Linked DNA regions of Homo sapiens: region 1 is linked to region 2. A link is a loop called in an ENCODE intact Hi-C map of the cell type or tissue named here. Cell type or tissue: OCI-LY7. All regions are shown on one strand.

Region 1 (8,000 bases), 620 kb after region 2:
AAAGGGAGGAAGGGGTGTTTCAATAGCAGCACAGGTGCAACAGTTTGGACTGAGTGATGGCCTTACAAATGACCCTGGCACAGAGCAGAGGAAACCCAAGGAGAAGATTAATTGAATTACAGCTACAGTATGTATGTATGCATTTTATTTCTGTTCTAAAGTCTAAATGGATTGTGGGGCTGGCTAACCAGCTGGGGTAAGGTCAAAATATTGAGGAAATGAGAGGGGATATAGATGAACAATTTTCTTGATAGGGAACAAATCCTTAGCTTGTTTGCTTTTGTCTAGAACATTTTGGAGTCTGAAAAGGCTCAGTTCATAACCTCCTTTATGTAAGTGCAATCTAATTATTTTTCATGCCAGGATATGACCAGTACCTGAGGTTTTGGCTTTAAGACTATGGAAGGTAAATTGGGATAAGGAGTAGAACATTTGCTTTATAACCCAATTTCTCGCTTTCCAGGAGAGCTGATGGTAGAATTTTTTCTTTAGGACACTGAAAATATAATTTAAATTTTAAGAAAAGTTAATATCCACACACCTTTACTACAGAGGTAATGTACGCCCAGTACCTCAAATTCATCTTGCATATAGTAAGCCTTCAACCCAGGAAGACCAACCACCCTGTCCCTTGCTTTAACAACTGTTTAAGAGAAAATATGGCATATTAGAAGGACTGTTACTAAACTGGGTGACTAATGAGTGGTGTGTCATCAGACTATACAGTCTTAAATACCTCATTTTAGCCTCTCTGAGACTTGGCTTAATTGTGTCTAATAGCCCCTCCATCTGTCTTCTGGGAGTCATGCTCGCCCAGCAGTTCCTCTCTCCTTATTCTTGTCAGCCTGTGCATGGTTGCTAACGCTGTGCTGTAGTGAGATCTTGCTGGCCAGCCCCAACAGCATTCCGCCCCTCACCACTCAGCGAGGTTTATATAAACTTGCAAGGTATGTGTTTCATTGTTACTTTGATGACCCATATTCAGGGACCACAGAAAGCTCTGTATCTGCCCTGCTTATTTAACAGCTATTGTGAGGAGCCAATAAAGTAAGTGAAAACCACTTATAAAGTGTAAAGCACCGGACAAATATTCATTAAATCTTTGTACCTTTATTCCTATAGCCCTGAACACTTTGTCTTCCCTTTCAAAAAAACTTAAGTTACCTCTTATATTTTACTTCATTTAGTCTCATCAAATCCCTTTAAAGTAAAGAGCTAATTGCTTGGTTTAATAAACTTCTCCTTTCTAGTAGTCTATTAGCTAGTTTGTCCTTTATAAGTTGTGCAAAGTGACAGCAGGATTGGCTTTGAGGCCTTCCAAGGGTTTTCTACTTAAAGTCTTTCCGAGGGAGCCTAACATCAAAAGTATAAAGGAAGGAGGGAATAGCTTTTCATTTCAAAGGCATCACACTTTGATAAGGTTTTTGAGGAAATAAAAATAAAATTAATGAAAACAGTGGGCTAGAATCTGATCTCTGAGCAATGTATTTCTTAGGTTCATACAGGCTTCCAGAATTCTAAAGTAGTAACTGAATGAAGGGATTCTTTAGAACTGTCTCAGTTCATGCATCTAAGACTCCCTGGAACTATAGCTCTGCAATTTACATGGAAATCATCCTGCAATTTAGGACACATTGCTTGGGAGAATCTACATGTCTGCTCTGTACAGCATTATGTTTTATTTATACTGGTAACCATACTAGTGCTGTATTATGTAAGAATAACCCAGTGATTTTTATTTCCCATTAGAACCTTATGTGCTTTAATTCATCACTATTCTCTACTAGACTTTAAATCCTTTGACAACAGATAGCCTTTGCCTGTTTCACAGCTTCATTTCCAAGGCTCAGCACAGTGCTTGGCATAGAGTTGGCCAATAAATATTTGTTGAGAAGCTGAATTAATGCAAGGTTTTATAAAAAGGATGCATAGAAACTGGATGATACTCTGAGGACAGGTGTTGTATCTGCACATCTTAGAATTCCAAGTTCCACTTTTTTGATCTTCTCAACAAGCATGATATAGATTGTATGCTTATCTGATTCTCAGTTATGAAATCTCATCATCACAATGGTGTCAAAAGTACTGAGAGTATTATATGCTGCTCCTCATGCCTTGGAAACATCCTGTAACTATAGTTCCTTGCCTGACTGTGACTTTATCTGCAGCAGACTTTAAGTAGGGTAGGATCTCACTAAATCTCCAAATTAATATTTCTTCAAAGACGATCTCGTTTTAAGTGGGAGTGCAGGGCTAGGGAGTGGATGATGAGTTGGGATTGGAAATGAGAAATGGGAATAGAAGCAACATAAAGATAACTCTGGAAGAGAAATCCTTGACTTGCACTGGGTGTGAGAAGGGAGAAAAATGATAAACTTTTAGACCACAAAAGCAGGGATCAGGGTTGAGGAGTAATGTAATTGATAACACATATTTACATTTTTCTATCTTTAAGAACAACTAACATGTTACAACTACTCATCATAAAAAGTTTCCATTGTTTTAAGGAAAACAACATGTTGCATCATAGAATCACAAAACAGCAGAGCTGGAAAGAAAATCTGAGACCACTTAATTTGGTTCGTTAATTTTACTGTTGAAGGAACCAAGCCTTTCCTAAAGATCTTTATGAACCTTATTTCTATTTTGCCTCCCATATTTATTTGGAAATTGTGTGGAATGCTTGGGATTATGGTGACTAATGCTTGGGATTAGTCATACAGCAAGGAGTTCAAACATAGTCCACGGTGACAATTAACACTTTGAACTGGATTGAGACAATCTGATAACTGAGTAGACAGTCATTATACTGCCTTCCCAGAAACAGTAAGCACCTTATATGACACTTTTCTAAAAGAATCCTTAAGAACCTCTCCTATAAAACTCACACATTGTTTTACTGAGAAGAATACATCAGGTGTCTGAAAGAATAGAACTAATTTTTGATTTTGGTAGCAACAACCCAAGATGTCTTGTGTTCTTAAGTCAATTTCCCCAAGACTATTTTATTCTCAATATAATCAGCATTTGGGGAGGGGGTATTCTTTGAAATATTCTAAATGTTAAATATATAAGAAATATTCTGCATTGTGCTTCCCTGTTTCCATAAGCTAAATCTTTCAAGAGAACTCTCTGAAATGATACCCTATCATTCTCTCATTTAGATACCATATCAATCTAAACTGATTAGAGTCATCACAACTGCCCCCAACACAGTTGTCCTCAACTAACAATGGCACTTCGGAAAAGCCTGCATTTCATTGATGACTGAAGTCCTCACTAGTGCAAAACAGTAGCTCTTCTAGTCACAAGACTTTATTCCACATTGCATAAAATTCTAGGAGTCTCTGTGGTATGTTCATACTGAATCAGGGGTAGCTTTAATAGAATTTGTGTTTATGACCATCAGGATTAAGAATGTAAATTGATGCTAACTGCATGACTGACACCTAGTGGATATATGCCAGTGGTGCTGTTTATAACCATGCTTCCTTCCTCCCCTCAACCTGCCCTGGCAGGCATGCTATATTATGGCCCTTCAGAATATTATCCATATGGGGAAAAAAAATCACATTGGAAGAAATCATTGTCTTAAATACAGAATTATGTCATTATATATTGCTAAAATAATAGGACCAAAAACCTAGAAATACAGAATATTTACAGAGATTTGAAAGAATATACAGTAGCTTGGAGTTAAAAAAAAATAAAATAAAAATAAAAAAAGACCAGATATCAAAATTTAGTTTGTTTAGTTTGTTGGAAAGGATTGAAATACACTGACATGTAAAAGCTTGTGTAATATACAAATATCCACACAGAATTGAAATGCTTAGTATTATATCTTATCTTTGTTTTTTTGACATTAACTTACGTGCTTGAGAGATACACAGATAAAGGTTTAGTCTACTTATTCTGACATGAACTAGCACTTGTGATTGTAGTAAAAGTGTTAAAACTGCTACTATTCTGAGAATCAAATATTGATAATCAACAATTAGAATAAATTTTACATAATTTGTATGTTTCTTTTACCTACTGGGAAATTTTATTATTACTATTAAAAATAGACAAAAGGGTTGATTGTGTCAATAAGAAATTTTAAGCACAAAATGTTTTTTAAAAAGTGCATGTTTTATTGTAATTAAGGTACTGGAATTCAGATGATTATATAAATATAATGTAGATTATAGTGTCAAAATCTGAATTTTAGGAAAAAGTCTGGGCACTTTTATTCAAGAAGTTATTAGTTGTAGAGAAACAACAGATTGGACACTGTGAAAATACAGCAGTTTGTTTTGCAGATTGCCATTATTGGAGAAAGTAATTTTTAGTTGCCAATAATAAAAGATACTTTGAAATGCAGTCTCATAGATTTTTAAAAACCGTATGTTTTCTTATAGAAGTTTTCTTTAGTAGAAATTACTTTCCAGTCCATTCTTTATCTTAAAGTATGTAAAATTTCGAGCAAAAATACAGCATTGTTTTAAAGGGCATCTTCTCAGTGAGAGCAGTACAGCTGTGTAAATTGCATTGTATGGGACACTCTTGCACAGTATAACAGTGCTGCATAATAAGAAAAAGTCATGCCGCTTATCACTCAGGGCAGATGGCTTGTGCTTCTCTTTTTGAATATCAGGTAGACCTTATTCCAGATCCTTTAGATCAGTCTTTACTTTAGGAATGGTCAGAGTCAAGTTGGCCATGGTGGACATTCTGCCAGTAGGTGTAAATAAATGGCAAAAGTCAACAGAAATTTTATAAGCAATTTCACACTGGCTGGGAAGGAAAAGACTGGAAGTTTGCTAACTGTGTTTTTATATATATTTATGCATTGATACTGAGAAAAGCTTCCTTGTGATGAAGTGATTATTATAAATAAAGCTGATTGTGATTATACTTAAATTACAAGGTCCTACTCCCCATCACCACCTCTGCCCCAGCTCCCCCAAGTAAACCACTGTTCTGGTTTCTTTCGTCATGTATTAATGTTGCCTGTTTCAGAATTCCATATAAATGGAATCTGATGCTCATCTGTGTTACGTGACATGCATTAACCTTTTTATTGCCAAATAATATTCCTTTCTTCCTCAGTAAAAGAGCCACCCACCCACCGCCCCCACAATATCAACATTGTAAAACAAAGCACATGAAGTAGTTTTAGAATTGTCACAACCAGGACAACACACACACACACACACACACACACACACACACACACTCTCACATATTAAACTTACAAAAAAGATTTCAGGTCTGTTTGCAATTGTACACCCCAGAGTTGGGGTTGGGTACAATTGCAAACAGACCTGAAGTCTTTTTTGTATGTATAATGTCAAAGTACTATGAATATTTTGAATGTAAAAGTCAAAATATTGTGTTCAAAACTTCCTTAAATTAGTTTTCTCAAATGTGATTGTTATTCAATTGAAATAGAGTTCAGTTGAATTTAATTGTTTGTTTGAATTTAGTTTTAGCTTTGTCTTTTCAACAGTTGCTTTAAATATATAGAACCTTAACAGTATCATGTATTCAGCACAGGGTTGGATTTTGCTTTATGAGCCAACTTGAAAATATTTTTCTTATTAAATGAATTAAATAATTTCACATTTATTACTTCAACTGATGTATTTTCAACTTTTGTTATAATATAACTTCTGTGTATATTGTGTATTATTTGTTGTGTCTTCTTTGCCATTTAAAATTTTCTTTTCAATTCTTAGGATTTGGAACTTTTGTTCCAGTGGTTAACTTTTTACTTATATTTTTTACCATTTGCTGTAAGATCTGTCAGTTTTAAATGATGTATTTTGACTCACATCTAATAAATATACAAGTGAGAAAGCCAATATTTTTTTAGTTGCATTCTTTCTGTTTTGTGAGAACAAACCATACTCACATATGACATTATTCAGAGCCTCATCCTTGTTTTGGTCTTAGATCTACAAATAAATACAATGCTTATTGTTAGGCCTTTTCCTAGGTATCTGCTATAACTTTTCAATGTGTAGATTCACTTTTTCTTTTATTTCTGGAAAGTTTTTTTTGTTTATGGTTTTTAATATTTCCTTCCTTCCTTCCTTCCTTCCTTCCTTCCTTCCTTCCTTCCTTCCTTCCTTCCTTCTTCAGTAACATTTAAGTTGGCTCTTCTTTACCTGAATTACACTGCAACCACTTTCTGAATTTTTTTTTCTCTGTTTAGAAAAAAATATCAGTTTTGTTTTCTTGGATGTCTTCCCTTTTTTTATTCAATACTCATTACTATTTAAATTTGAATCTGTTATCCCTTTATAATTTCATCTTTATTTCTAATATTATTTTGTTTTATTCTATTTTTATCTTAAATGTGGTCTATTCAATTTTATGTTCTACTCTCCTTTGTCCCTTTTTGTTTTTAATTTTAGAATTTATGATTCCAAATTATTTTTTATATCCCAAAATACTTAAGGATATATAATTTAGTACAAATTGTTATATTACCATTTCTTCTATGTAACTATTGTATTTAGGGAAGAATTGTCATCAGCTGATTCTTTTGGGTCATATTTTCTGTTTCCTATGTTTAGTAGTTATGCATGAAATTTTTTTTTTCCTATTTCTGTGCACTGTGGACAGAGTCCTAGGACAGGAGCCCTTTTTCTGTCAGTTTAGTGAAATGCAGTGCATTTAATGTATGATACTGGTGCTGGGAAGGGAAGATTTTCTACTTCCTTGCACTGCCCTATCTCCAAGAGGTACCACCTTTTCACTATTAATCTGATTTTCCCAAGAAGCAATGATTCTTTGAGACTGTCACTTCTAATCGTGATCACTTTATAACCCCTTTTCCAAAGACAGTGTTGTGAATGACCAAGTCCCAAACCTTTGTTCAGTTTTTACCATTTAGTGTTAGACTTTCTCTTTTTCTCTTTATGGGACAGTATTTTTTGGTTTCATTTCAGTTCTTTTTCCCACTCTGTCCACTCAAAAGTTTGCAGTTAGTAATGAGAGCTCTGTTGGATTTTTTTTTTTAGTGTACTTATAGGTTATTGAAATTCATGGTATTTTTTTAATCTCTTAGTCTTGTGTGGTTTTATTTGCACTATTTGGTGATTTGATGTTTCCGGGGATAGTGTGTATGGAGACTTGGAATCAAGTGAATGGCATTATCCTAAAGGCTTAGAAACTCCTAGATATCTTTTTGCTATTGATTGCTCATTTGATCTTTTTAGTCATAAAACATACACTGTATGATTACAATATTTCCAAATTCCTGAAACTTCTTGTGGCCCAGCATATAATTTCTGTAGGTGAATACTCCATGTACTACTGAACAGAATATGCATTGTGCCATTGTTGGGTGTAGTGTACTACTGACATTTGTTAACTAGGTTCAATTGTTCAACTGATATCTTTAATATAATTATTGATTTTTTGGACAGTTTTTCTATCAATTCTAGAAAGATAAGAGGTAGCATCTCCAAATGTAATTGTGGATTTGTCTATTTCTTCCTTTATTTCTTTAGTTTTTGCTTTGTGCATTTTGAAGTTTTATTAGATCCATGATATTATTAGGTTTATTTACATTTAGGATTGTTAGTGTTTCTTGATTAATTGACTCCTGATTATTATGAAATGTTCTTTTCAATTCATGGCAATACTTGACTTTTTTTTTTTTTTTTTTTTTTTTTGAGATGGAGTCTTGCTCTGTCACCCAGGCAGGAGTGCAGTGGTACAATCTCGGCTCACTGAAACCTCTGTCTCCGGGTTCAAGCAATTCTCTGGCCTCAGCCTCCCGAGGAGCTGGGACTACAGGCACACACCACTATTCTTGGCTAATTTTTGTATTTTTAGTAAAGACAGGGTTTCACCATGTTGGCCAGGATAGTCTTGAACTCCTGACCTCAAGTGATCCACCTGCCTCAGCTTCCCAAAGTGCTGGGATTACAGGCATGAGCCACCGCGCCTGGCCAGAAATACTTATCTTGAAGTATACTCTGATATTAATATAGGTACTCCAG
Region 2 (8,000 bases):
AAAATAGTATCTGAAGCTGGGATCTGAAAGATGAGTAAGAGTTAACCAACTAAATGGGAGCAGAATTTGTGCTTTACAGCCCTTGTGACAAGAGGGAGAGTTGAGGCTGAGGAACTGAAAGAAGGTCATTTTGATACTAGGAAGAGATGAATGCTACACGAAGTCAAACCATGTAGGAAGAGTTTGTGGGCTATGGAAAGGAATTTATTGTTTGTCTCAAGATCAATAGAAAGCAATTGAAATATTTTCGATGTGGGAAGGGTGGCATGGTTTGGGTTTCACATCACTCCTCTTGCTGCAACATGGAAAATGGATTTGAGATAGACCTGGGGTGGATGCAGAGAGCTGGGCTATGGGCCAACTGCATGAACTCTGGTGAGATATGATGGAGTTCAAACCAGAGGGTGACAGTGGAGGTGGGGAGAAATAGACAAATCCAAGAGATACGTGGCATGCAAAATCCACAAAGCTTGTTGATGGGTTAGATGTGGGGAGACGCAGATGGCCCCTGGGTTGGTTTCTGGGGCTGGATGATGGTGGTGCCATCTCCTGTGATGGGGACACTGGCAAAAGACCTTGGTGGTTTTTGTTCTGACTCTGGACAAGTAGAGTTTGGAGTTGTTTTTTTTTGAGATGGAGTCTTGCTCTGTCACCTAGGCTGGAGTGCAGTGGTGCGATCTCGGCTTGCTGCAAACTCCGCCCCCTGGGTTCAAGTGATTCTCCTTCTTAGGCTCCTGAGTAGCTGGGATTACAGGTGCCTGACACCACCCCTGGCTAATTTCTTTTTGCATTTTTAGTAGAGACGGGGTTTCACCATGTGGGTCAGGCTGGTCTCGATCTCCTGACCTCAGGTGATCCGTCTGTCTCGGCCTCCCAAAGTGCTGGGATTACAGGTGTGAGCCACCATGCCTGGCAATTTTTGTATTTTTAGTAGAGATAGGGTTTCGTCATATTGGCCAGGCTGGACTCAAACTCCTGACCTCAGGTGATCTGCCCACCTTGGCCTCCCAAAGTGCTGGGATTACAGGCGTGAGACACCGTGCCTGGCCCCATCTCAGTCTCTTGAGTAACCAGGACTATAGGTGTGTGTTACCATGCCTAGTGAATTTTTGTAGAGAACAGGGTCTCGCCATGTTGCTGAGGCTGGCCTCAAGTGATCCTACCGCCTCGGCCTCCCAAAGTGCTGGGATCACGGGTGTGAGCTACCACGCCCGGCCCATTTTATTACTTGTATAGTACCACTTTGTGTTTATGAACAAATGCATTTAAAATCATCTTTTGGAACAAACTGTGTCACTAAAGAAACGGCTACTCTACTGTGAGTATAACTGCTTCTAAAATACCGATTTATAGACAGACTTGAATAAGCCATCATTCATTCTTTGTATGATTAATTTATAAAATGCAGAGTTTCTATTAATGGAAAAGCAAACTCAAGCATCACGTGGATAATATCAATAATATGCATTTGTAATTACGTACTGTAGATAACTCTAGAAGCTACATTTTATTATGTTAATAAAACGTAAAAACTCCTGAAGCAACCCAGACTGGGCAGCAGCAACACTATTAGGGCTCGCTGCTTCATCAGTTAGGAGTCTGTTCAATTGTTCTTAGCTGGTAGTAACACTCACAGGGCACTGAGAAACCTTTTTTCTCCCATAAAATAATGATGATCTACTTTCCAAGATAAAATATTGCATGTTGATGGAATAATATGAGAGTTATGAGAGTAGCAGCAAAGATAAAAATGAAACTTAATGAGGACAAAAAGGAGGATGGGAGAACTGCTTGTTCCTCTAGGCAGACCAAGTGACCAGGTTCTGTCACTGTACATGTAAAAAAATTGTTTATTCTGTTAACATGCAGCAGATATTTGGGAGAACTCATAAAGAGAGTGCTAATTTTATGAAAGGGAAGTGTAAGGGGTTTCAAGTGTTACTGGGCTAATACCTTGGTCACACTGACAGGCAAAAGGAACAGTGTGTTGGATGAACTGGACCAATCGATATCTCTTTAGGTATCTGCCAATCATGCCATTAGAGTGGAAGACTGCATGGATTAGTTCAAGCAGTTTCTCAGATGCTCCAACGACTCAGCCAGACACTTTTCCCTAGGTAGGAAATGGGAAGAATGACTTCATTTTGGGGAGAATGAGGAGGCCTCCAGATTTGGAGAGCACTGGGATATGCTCTCCCATTGATACCTTTAAACAAACCTAGCCAGTTCAAATATAAGCATTTTAAGTAGAGATATTAAGATTCTGGGTCTTGACCAGGCACAGTGGCTCACGCCTGTAATCCCAGCACTTTGGGAGGCTGAGGCAGGCAGATCACGAGGTCAGAAGTTCAAGACCAGCCTGGCCAACATGGTGAAACCCCGTCTCTACTAAAAATACAAAAATTAGCTGGTCATGGTCATGCATGCGTGTAATCACAGCTACTCAAGAGGCTGAGGCAGGAGAATTGCTTGAACCGGGACCCCAGAGGCAGAGGTTGCAGTGAGCCAAGATCACGCCACTGCACTCCAGCCTGGGCTACAGAGTGAGACTCTGTCTCAAAAAAAAAAAAAACACAAAAAACACACACACACACACAAAACAGATTCTGGGTCTTAATATGGCTGATGACAATAAAATGTCTCAAGATAGATGTATTTGTTTAATGGTATATATTATGTGCCATTAGTAATTCTTAGTGATGAAATTAAGCCTGTGCTTAAATCTTAAACAAGTCAAGCATCCGTCCTTAAAACACTTGGAGGCAGCTGACAGCTCTGTGTAACCTGTGCTGCAAAAATATTCATAGGAACACAGAAGACATTTCTATAAGCTAAACAAATAAACAGACCACGTGCAGCAGACCCACCGAGTTACTTGATCCAAAACTCAACTGCCAGAGGATTTAACATATCAACAATAGAGGTGTCAAAAGCATAATGTTTCTGTTGGAAATACCACCCAGAATTCCCAGAGAGCCTTTCCAATTGATTAACTTTGAAACAAAATCCAAACATTCTTGGCTGCAGGGAAAAGTTTATCGGTTTTTTTTTCCCCCAACACACTACTAATTTTGAACTAAAAATCATTTGATGTCAAAATTTTTCTTCTGAATAAGATGCTATTGGTATCTTATATTCTAACCATCCTCCCAGAATGTCCAGTTTCTTCCATTTTACAGAATTTTTGTCACAACACGAAAAATGAGGTTGCTCTGCTGAATTTGTAGTATAGAAAGTGGGACATGGATGGGCTTCAAGACGTCCAAATTTATCTACAAAAAACTATTGTGTATGTGTTTTTTTTTTCTGGAGAGAGGATTCAGGCTTTCATAATATTCTGCAGGCTGTGAGCTCCTCTTTCCCCATTTAAGAAGCATTCATGGGCCCTAACATAAATACAATAGGAATATAATTTGCAGCAAGAATTCTCCTTTCCTCTCCCTGAGATGTATTTCCTTATAAGGCCGAGAGGTGGCAGCATAAACACCAGCCTGTAGCAGCCCCATTTTCCTGACGGTGGAAAACTTTTAAAGGTGAAATTTATCTATGTGAGATCCTGTCAATAACCTTGATTTGGCTTGGATAGATTGTGGACATAATGTCCCATCAAACTGCCCTAAAATATTCGTAGAGGAGTAGCGTGAGATTGAATCAGCAGTCCTGGACTTTGAGGTCACAAAAATTGAAAGACAACGTTTTGTTAGAAGTTGAGCACCATGGAGAGAAAAGCACAGAGCTTGATTATTGGTTGACTCAGAGGCATTTACATATTCCATATCAAATCAAATATAATTTCTTGAGTGGCGATTAGTATTTTATTTTACTACATAGTATCATTGTTTAAATAGTATATAAGTTACCCTAAGAGATTACTTATTCTGAATAGGAAAATACTTTTGTTTCTTGGAACCAACAGCCAAAAGATCTCTTTCAGTTCTTGTCCTTAGGTGACTGAGAATAACAGAAAAAGGAAGTTGTTTTGCACATGTAGATTCTGTGGATTTTTATTTTGATAATTAAGTATCACTTTCATTTCCTGTGAAAGTATGAGAAGCATGGATGCAGAGGCATGCTACAATTTTTATGCACACTGGATAGTTTTTTTCTTCTTTAAACATGTCTAGCCAATTCAAATATGAGAATTTTACGTAGCTGGTCAGGCACGGTGGCTCACACCTGTAATCCCAGTACTTTGGGGAGTTGAGGTGGGCAGATCACTTGAAGTCAGGAGTTAGAGACCAGCCTGGCCAACAAGTTGAAACCCCATCTCTAATAAAATTACAAAAATTAGCCAGGCGTGGTGGTATATGCCTGCAGTCTTAGCTACTTGGGAGGCTGAGGCAGGAGAATCACTTGAACCCGGGAGGCGGAGGTTGTAGTGAGCCAAGATCGCACCACTGCACTCCAGCCTGGGCGACAGAGCAAGACTCTGTCTCAAAAAAAAAAAAAAAAAGAAAAAAAAGAATTTTAAGTAGCAGACTCTAGGTCTTAATATGGTTTATGATTGTAAATGTCTCAGGATAGACTCATTTGTTTAATGGGGTATATGATGTGATGCTAGTAATTCTTAGTGATGAAATTAAGCCTGTGTTTAAATCTTAAAGAAGTCAAACATCCAACTTTAAAATAATTATAGCTGGGCATTGTGGCTATATCCCAGCACTTTGGGAGGCCAAGGCAGGTGTATCACAAGGTCAGGGGATTGAGACCATCCTGGCTAACACGGTGAAATCCCGTCTCTACTGAAAATACAAAAAATTAGTAGAGTGTGGTGGCACACGCCTTTAGTCCCAGCTACTCGGGAGGCTGAGGCAGAATTGCTTGAACCCAGGAGCCGGAGGCTGCAGTGAATTGAGATCATGGCACTGCACTTTAGCGTGGGCGACAGCGAGACTCTGTCTCAAAAACAAACAAAACAATCACTAGATGGGCTTAGATGAGACAGATTTTGCCTATTATTTGTATTCCTTTAGAAAGTTTCCATAAAATTCATAATTATTAGGTAACAGAAAGCATGTATGCACACACAACTTCACAGTTTCAGGCTATTCTATGTGGGAGAAGATGATAGATATGAAGGGCCTGGTGGCATTTGACAAACAGAAGCAATGCAAATTTTGTGGGTGGAATACAATTTGAGAACTATTTGCCAGCTTGTTTTGGTTCATTTTTCATAGTCCAGTTCAATCTGTGAAGTTCCCTTGAAATGTAAGATAATCTCCTGGGGTGAAACAGGAACAAAGTGTTTGCATTATGAGTCCAGCTTCTCTCAGATAATTAGTAACTTTAGAAGGGCCATCAGTTGATCAATTAATTAATCAATCAATTATTACTTATTTGGACATCTATTTATTATCTAGTTCTCTGCTAAGTGTTGTGAGGAATATGGGAGAAATTTAATGCATAATCTCATACTTGCATCCATGTTACCTTCTGTGCCTTCATATGTGGGGTAGGGAGAAGGAAGTGTGCTATAGGAAGCCATGGATAGGCAGGGGTGTCAAACGGCAATTTTTTAGGTGTTTTAACATAAACACTTCTGCCGGGTGCAGTGGCTCGCGCCTGTAATCCCAGCACTTTGGGAGGCTGAGGCGGGCTGATATCTTAAGGCCAGGAGTTCGAGACCAGCATGGCCAACATGGTGAAACCCCGTCTCTACTAAAAATACACAAATTAGCCTGGCGTGGTGGCATGTGCCTGTAATCCCAGCTACTCGGAAGGCTAAGACAGGAGAATCACTTGAACCCGGGAGGTGGAGGCTGCAGTGAGCCGAGATTGCACCATTACACTCCAGCATGGGTGACAGAGCGAGACTCCATCTCAAACAAAAAAACAAAAAAACATAAACACTTCTGTCTCACTTTCTGAAGAACCTCTCCGATTGAGAAGGACTAAATGCAGCCCTTTTCATTTGCCTATTCCCCCTCTTCCTATTAGTCCAGGTGCCTGACATACCTGGAGTTCCTTTTATAAAATGTTTTCGTTAAATAAAAATTAGTCCAGATGGGTCACAGTTTGAACAGTCCTTAGACTACTAGCTTGACTGTCTTGTTCTCAAGGGTAATGTTTGTGTGTACTTTTTCTCCGTTAGCTCTGCCTCAAGGGAAAGAAAGCACATATAAGGCTTGTCAAACATGCAGTTCTTCTGGCAGCTTAGAGCCTGCTGGGGTGCATGGTTGTTTTTGGGGGGCAAGGGTGGGGCTCAAGTAATAGTAGAATAGGTTTGGACTGGGTGGCCCTTTCTTCTGAGCCTTGAATCTACTTCCAATGCTGCAGGAATCTATACCTAGGGGACTACTTTTAAATACTCCAGGTGTGTTGGGGCTAATGGGGAAGCTGACTCAACCAAGATAAACTGTACCACACTTTGGGTTATAGCTCCCATGGGGGAAAAAGGGGTATTTCTGGAAGCTTTTTATTTAGTATAGTTTCAGAATTCTGACATGATGTCTACCCTTCCAGTTATTTAAAACATTTTTATTTTTTTTTTTAGCAAAATGACTTTATAAAATTCACAAATAGCAATTAGAGCCAGCTTCTTCTTAATTCTCTTAAAAAATTCTTATGGTGGATCTTGACATCTCAGTTTTATTTGATCTAAAATTATTCCATATATTAGATGGTTTAAATCACCAATTCCTAAAGTGTAATCCTGGAAATACAAATTCCACAGTGTATTAATAAATCTTGCTTGGAAAAGGGTTCCACATCCAAATAAATTTGGAAAATGCTGGGCTGGGCCAAGTTCAGCAAGTTTCTTGACTGAGAGTCTTAATGTGAGATGTAATCCTCAGAGAGAGAATGTGCCAGGTTTCCCAGATACACTGGCCAGCTTCTTTCCCAGAGAGGAGCTTGCAGAACTGGTGTTCTAAGAACCGCATCTTGGGAAAACACTTGTTTATAGATTCATTTGTGTTTGAAAAGATTTAGTACAGAGGAAAAGTGGACACAGGGAAGGCAAAAGACTGTAAAGGGGTTTATTTTGGAGGGCGAACGGCATGAATTGGCATATCATTTTGGAAAACCTGATTTTTTTTTTTTTTTTTTTGAGGATCTCAATCTGTTGCCCAGGCTGGAGTGCAGTGGCTCATTGCAGCCTCAACATCCCAGACTCAAGCCATCCTCCCATCTCAACCTGCCAACCCCCTCAGCACTCCCAACTCCCTTCCCCCCACCCCAGTAGCTGGGACTACAGACATGTACACCACCATGCCTGGCTAATTTTTTTTTTTTAAATTTTTTATAGAGACAGGTGTTTGCCTTGTTGCCCAGGACTTAGGGAGACACAGGACCACTGACCCCCTCTTGCATTCTCTCACCATTTAGTGTCTGCTGTGAGCTGGGCGCTCTGTAGTGTGTCTGTGCATATGTGCGTGGATGGGACAGGGATCTAGACATTGTAAAAAAGCTGCATTGTAAAGAACTCTTGGGCTCAGGCAATCTGCCCTTCTTGGCCTTTCAATGTGCTGGGATTACTGGCGTGAACCACTGCGCCCAGCCTGGAAAACCTCTTTTAACTACACATTTTATTTTCTGGTCACTAAAAAGTAACCTAAGACCAAAAAGGCAACAGACAAACCTAGAACACATTATAAGAAAATGCATTTTATAACTTTTTTAAAATGCATTTAGGACAACAAATTGGTGAAAATATAAGGAAGCACTGAAAACAATGCATATTTTCAGGCGCAATTTAAAATAAGGATCTCATTAAGATTCATGTCCCAAGAACATTTTTATTTCTAAAATAGGCTTGGTTCAGCTGAGGCTTTTTATGTATAATTTAACAACGGAAACCATAACAACAATAATGTATGGATAGGAAGAGTTTCTTCTCTTGAATGAACAAATTAGGTCATCATCAAGCAGTTTTATTTAATGGGAATCCCCCGTGAGGTATTCACATAGTGAGAAATAGTTCTTCTCCCTTTAGAGATGAACGCTGAAAAGAACATTCCACTCCATTTCACACAAGAGTGGAAGGGTGCAGTGAAAATTGG

What was found. A loop is a pair of places that touch in the nucleus more often than their neighbours do. Peaks named below come from ENCODE experiments on the same cell type or tissue, not always from the same donor. Only the 100,000 strongest peaks of a DNase experiment are listed, where the experiment ranks them.
Region 1: it touches region 2 in a loop (4-fold over the local background); 51 of 110 quality-filtered maps call a loop at or near these places.

What each region holds. Positions count from the first base shown.
Region 1 is chr1:199,680,307-199,688,306 of GRCh38, reverse strand. No RefSeq gene overlaps it. Among named protein-coding and RNA genes, the nearest start is that of NR5A2, 340 kb to the left of the region's middle. In OCI-LY7, a CTCF peak has its summit at 3,447 (motif pointing left); a DNase peak (open chromatin) is centred at 3,466.
Region 2 is chr1:200,303,145-200,311,144 of GRCh38, reverse strand. No RefSeq gene overlaps it. Among named protein-coding and RNA genes, the nearest start is that of LINC00862, 67 kb to the left of the region's middle. In OCI-LY7, CTCF peaks have their summits at 3,291 and 3,490 (motif pointing right); DNase peaks (open chromatin) are centred at 3,474 and 4,004; H3K4me3 peaks cover 1,711 bases; H3K27ac peaks cover 1,496 bases.